Linked DNA regions of Homo sapiens: region 1 is linked to region 2. The links are chromatin loops, found by intact Hi-C in ENCODE. Cell type or tissue: Calu3. All regions are shown on one strand. Each heading gives the region's core, and the rest is flanking DNA. Links, peaks and the distances in the headings are about the cores only. Region 1 overlaps WDR35 (WD repeat domain 35). Region 2 overlaps LINC00954 (long intergenic non-protein coding RNA 954).

What was found. A loop is a pair of places that touch in the nucleus more often than their neighbours do. Peaks named below come from ENCODE experiments on the same cell type or tissue, not always from the same donor. Only the 100,000 strongest peaks of a DNase experiment are listed, where the experiment ranks them.
Region 1: a loop joins it to region 2, with 15 times the contacts of the local background. A loop is called at or near these places in 2 of 110 quality-filtered maps.

Annotation. Positions count from the first base shown.
Region 1 is chr2:19,932,427-19,935,347 of GRCh38, forward strand. WDR35 (WD repeat domain 35) reads right to left here. Exons shown (of 27, transcript NM_020779.4): 22 at 975-1,085; 23 at 1-21. Among named protein-coding and RNA genes, the nearest start is that of TTC32, 32 kb to the left of the region's middle. RefSeq lists an enhancer at 1,052-1,101. In Calu3, for the core only: no CTCF peak of the experiment used is centred there; a DNase peak (open chromatin) is centred at 1,355.
Region 2 is chr2:19,869,277-19,872,197 of GRCh38, forward strand. It overlaps LINC00954 (long intergenic non-protein coding RNA 954), which reads left to right. Exons shown (of 10, transcript NR_033875.1): 2 at 220-337; 3 at 1,126-1,270. Among named protein-coding and RNA genes, the nearest start is that of LINC00954, 1.9 kb to the left of the region's middle. In Calu3, for the core only: no CTCF peak of the experiment used is centred there; no DNase peak of the experiment used is centred there.

The sequences.
Region 1 (2,921 bases), core at 262-2,761, 63 kb after region 2:
CAATTCAACAGCTTTGTTCCACTAGGAGAAAAATTACACCATTCAGTCACCCAAGTATTTACAGTCACATATATCATAAAATTCACACAAGAAAGCTTTAAGTTTATAGTAAAAACACTATTTCAAAATTAAAAACTGGTATGTTTTAAAAATAGCATTTAAAATCACAGCAACATAAGTCCTATAAGCATAAGTCAAAATGATTAAATGATCTCTAAGACTCTGATTTGCTTAAGAAATACATGTGAAAATGAAAGTTTCAAAGTTTATAATCATATTAATCTTGTAATTCTAATCTTACAAAACTTCAAGCAAGAAAGATACACTTGTTTATATGTTATAGTAAAACAAAATATGCAATTTCAGTTGTGAAAATGTCCTATCAGATTTGACATTTAAAAATTATTTTTATAAAGCAAAAGGGGTTTTAAAAAATAAGAAAAATATTAAAAGAATACATTAATAGTCAATAGTTTCTATAATAACGCTGTACTTTTAGTTTAATTTCAGCTCTTAAAAATATCAAATGTATGTTTTCTATAAAGGAAAAGGAAAACAGATTTGCCAAAATAAATATTGATAAAGTAACTCAATTCCTTCCTCAGGCAATGACCAACCATTAACTGGTCCTTCTTTGGAAACAAAACCCAACCCTAACAAAATGCAGAAAATTATGAAATTACTTCCAGACAAAAACTTGCCAGACTAAAAGCACAAGGTTTGTTCATGCTCCCATACTGAGCTGGTTATAAGTGGGTCACCCCTCATGGTAGCACTTTAAGAGGTAAGTGCAACTTTCTTCATCCTCAATTAAGAGAATACCCGCCTGGCTCCTTTCATAAAATTCACGTCAGGCTCTCCAACCCTTACATTGGCAATAATCTTTAAAAGATCACTAGGGTGACTTTAACCTTGCTTTGACTTAAAAATTCCTAAGACAATAAGCTGCACAGACAGAAAGTTTCAGTTCCTACTTGGTTGAGATGTACGCAGGTATCTACTGCTGCCTTTGGTTGACTACATTTCAAAAATGCAGTCACTGCTTGTTCACACATTCCAACTCTGACAAACATTTGTGCTATTTCCTGTACAAACAAAACAATACTATCAGATTTCACAGACCAAGGAAATTACTTATATTTTAATTTAACAAAACTCCGTAGGGACGTATGAGTATTAAATTTACTGGTAGTTACAGATTTTTCTTGTAAACAGACGCAAGGGCAGAGGGTACAAATGAGAATGGATGCTAAGGCATCACTTCTATAAATCCAGAGCTTCACTGGCTCAGGCTGTGGATCTGATTTTTAACGAGGCCCTGAAGACACTGCACTCCTTTCTTATCTCAGTTCAGTAGCTAGTATACAGAAATGTCAAGCTCCAAAACAAATCCCCCACCAGTGGGTGAAAAAAGCCTTTATATCAATTGGTGGTATACTCAGTGCTAATTATTAACTAGAGACTTAAGGGAAATCTCACATTCACAGAGCCCTCAAATACCTCTATAAAGAAATGTCCTAGAGAAGTCTGCCATTAATCAGTTCAGGAAGCTAGACCCAAAACAGAGCTCTCTTGGAAAGTGGTGGCAGCGAGGAAGAACCACCACCACCACCACCACCACCACCACCACCACCACCACCACCACCACAAAAAAAAATCCTACTTGTTCAGCTGCACTGGCCATTTTCAGAACATCATTTTTTTTCTTTCAGAATATCTAATTAGCCAGAGGTTTTCCCTCCCCAACCCTTCTACAATATGTTTGGAAGTATGAAAGTATATTTTATATCCAACTTTTAAAACAATGCTTATATTTTTCTGATTATAAGGGAATACATTCTATCTGTAAAAAAAATTACAAAACATGAAAAAGTGAAATTACTCATAATCTTATCATTCATAAGAAACCTCTCTCAATACTCTGGTGCAATTTCTTAACATCTTTGTCCTTTGAATATATATGTATATGTTTGTGTTGTACACAATCACACAATACACAATTTTGTATCCTGTATTTCCTACTTAAATATTATGTACACCTTCCCATATTATTAAAAATTCTTCTATAACTCTATTTAAAATTTATAATACTAAAATTTTTACTATTTTAGTTATTTAATTATCATTATAGTTATAATTACTTAGCATTTACTCAGGAATATTACTATTCTGGATACCCTACAGCAAAATGTTTATCGGCATCATCAGACACATCTAACAGACAACACTAACGGAGTATACACTCTTCCCTATACCCAGGGTTCTAAGTAATTTCAGTTTCTTTCCTACTCAAGAAAACCCATAGGATTGAAAATAAGGGTGAGTGAAAATACCATTATTACAGAGATAGCCGCTCAAATTCACAATAGGGAAAACTGAATTACCGTAATTCTATACTTATCTATTAACTAATAGGCAAAATTTTTGAAGCAGAACTCACAACTGATATACATCCAGACTCTGCAGTTGAGAGCTGCTAGCTCTACAAGTATTGTACGGCTCAGTGATTCACATATTAAACACATAAAATACAAACTTATTTACAGTATTCAACAATTAATTAAGAGGCTCTAAAAGAACATTTGAAAGCAAGAGAACTCTTTCCATTTCTCTTTTAACTTGAAATACTTTATTGTTAATATAACATAATAAAAGTTGAGCTATCTTTTTAAACTTAAGTTATAGCAAATTTCAAACAATTTCAGATTATTTTGAAGCAAATCCCTAGCAACATATCATTTCATCTGTAAATATTTCATGTATTCAGCTAACATTTAAAAAGTAACTTTATAAATCTTAACAGACTACACAAGACTGTGATCATATTAAAGTAGTAAGAATGTGACTGACTTTTCCTCCTCCATTTTCAAGCATTCTATATTATTTATATATTACTTTATAATTAAAAGCATCATTCCATG
Region 2 (2,921 bases), core at 269-2,768:
GTCCAGCAAGGATACAGAATCGCGCAGCTGCCCCCCACAGCCTGCCGCCCAGCATCGGTTCTCCCACCCATCTGCCTGTCCCCACCCGCTATGAGACGCCCTGGGTCTGCTTCCCTGGGACCAGCCCTCAGCGTTGCCTTAAGTGATTCTGGTGCCAGGGACTCTGAGGACCCCCAGGCTCCTCCAGGCTGGCAGGTGACCATACTCCTTCCACTGCAGACCCCTGGATGCCCAGCTGCCGCACCTCCCGTGGCCCCACGCTGTGGCTACGTGTTGTCTGAAGACGCCTGGGGAAACCTTCAGGGCCTCTGTACTGGCCTGTCATGTGGTCAACCAGGTGAGCAAGCTTCTGAGATGCCCTTGTTCAATTGCCCAGGAAACAGGTGTCCAAGATTCATATGGAAGAAATCTGGCCCTGCCCTCAGCACTGAGGACATTTGGGGAATCCAGCATCCCCTCCTGGATGCAGATCGCTTCCGCCTGGCACAGGCTGTCTTCACAGCTGCAGAGTCCTCTTGTGTCTAAGAACAGAGACCACAGTTCCATCTTTGCCTTGCCAGGATTGACCTCTAATGAATAGATCACCTTTGTAAGGTGGACCAAAAAAAAAAAAAAAAAGAGCATTTCCAGGTGGCTGTAACTGACAGCTGGGAACTGCCAGAGTGTGGCAGGAGGCCCAAAGCTGTAGGAGTTTAGAGGAAGCCGCATGCAGGCACCTTGCGCTCAGATGAGGCATGGGGTAGAACTGCAGATGAGAGCAATCAGAAGGAGACTCGTGGGATAGCAGGGTTTAACCTGGCTACGATGTCAGCAAGGTGGACGGGGAGACTGGGGCCCCAGCTATGCCTGGATTTAGGGGTTCAAAGGTATAGGGAGCTAGCAGGAGCACTTCAACAGAACAGAGGTGAGATTAGTGTCAGATCACTAAATCCTAAGTCTCTTCTGTGCATCTCTACCTGCTCTATTTCATCATGCTCCCTTCCCTGCACACCTCCAGCCGTCTGTCTACTAACAAGAGACCCGTACCTCAGTCCCACTGAGCCAGGTGGGACTGGGCCAAACCTCCCTATTTGATTCTTGCCTCATCTTCCCTGGGACTTCGGTGCTTTCTTGCCCTTCTTCCAGGATAATAGATGGTTTTCCCTCAGTGTGAACATCGAGGTGTCTGGGTTCATGGAAGCTGGTGAAGAAACCACCTACAACTATACCATGTCCTGTCCCTATTTCACATGGGCCTCGAGGAAGATTCTCTGAAGGGAACTACATGGAGGTGAGCACAGGTAACCCCAGCCAGAATGCTGGGTCTCCTGGGGCCGAAACTACCTCCTTCGTTCTATGAAGTGAGGCCACACTTGATATTTTCATGGAACCAAGTCCCTTAGTACTTAAGCCTTATCAGCCATGAAATAGACCCTTTTCGGGAAACAAGATTTGATTAAGTTGAAAGGAAATCAGAATGTCAGCGATCTCTGCACTCCTATGGTCATTGCAGCACTATTCACAATGATATAGAATCCACCTAAGTCCCTCTCAGTCCCTCAGTTGGATGAATGGATAAAATGTGAAATAGATTAGATACACACACACACACACACACACACACACAGGAATACCATTCAGCCACTTTTAAAAAATGAAATCCTGTCCCTTGCAGCAACGTGGATGAACCTGGAGGTCATTATGTTAAGTGAAACAAGCCGGGCACGGAAAGACAAATACCACGTGACCCCACTCATTTGTGGAATCTGAAAAAGCTGATCTCAGAAGTAGAGACTATAGAATAGTGGTTCCAGGTAGCTGGGAAGTGTAGGAGAGATAGGTTAAAAGGTACAAAATTCCAGTTAGGAGGAATAAGTTTTAATGTTCTATTGTACAGTAGGGTGACTATGGTTAACAATAGTATATTGTATATTTATCATATTTATAATTTATATTGTATATTTATAAGAGGATTTTGAATGCTCTTACCACAAAGAAATGATAAAGGTTTGAGGTGATGGATACGCATTACCCCGATTGGATCATTACACATTGTAAACATCACACTGTATCCCATAAATATGTACAGTTATTATGAGTCAATTAAAAATACAACTTCAAATCTTGATTTAGGTTGGCAGGTAAGGAACAGAGGCCTAAAGGTAGGTGGGCTGTACACAGTCATCATCCAACCACGTGGCTCATTGCTGTTGCCTTGGGCTCAGAAGTAGCATCAAAGCTGGTGCCCCAACCAGGCCCTCGGCCCTTAGGATATCTCATGAGAACCTAGGTCCCAACAAGAAAGGCCATTCCTATGAATGACGTGACCCTTAGGCTGCATCCCTGCTCCAGGAGATGTAACTGGACCTGTGTGGGTATCTGCTGGGTCAGGTCCTGGGAATCTGCATTTACAGCCATGTGGTGTAGGGATCCCAAAGGAGAGGCTAAGACACTTGTAACTGGAGGAGGGGAGGGGAGTCAGGAGACAGAGCTGCATGAAGAGCTTGCTTGTTGGCAGGTGTCTGTGAGGATCAAATTGCCCATGGTTTCTGAAGCCCAGGACCCTGAGCAATGGATGTCAGCATTGGCTGGATGCACTCCCCATGGTAGGACTGAGGACTGACCAAGCAATCCCTGGCCAGCCCACATGGACCTGCCTACCACTCTCCCATACAGTGTGCAGGTAGCCTGCAAGCAACATCACAGCCTTCAAATTCCCTGCAGCCTATTGAGATCCTAGAGACAGGAGCCCCACCTGTCTCATCTTGCCTACCTGGGGAGGTACCCCTGTCTTTGCCAGTCTTGCCTCCAACTGGGAGCCTCTTCTGCCGGTCCTCTCTGCTGAGCCCTGCTCACACCGAGCCAGGTGGTGGAGGGACAGTGAGGGTTGCTGAGTGAAGCTATGTAACTTGTACAGCCTGCACAACTCCAAGCAGTAGCCC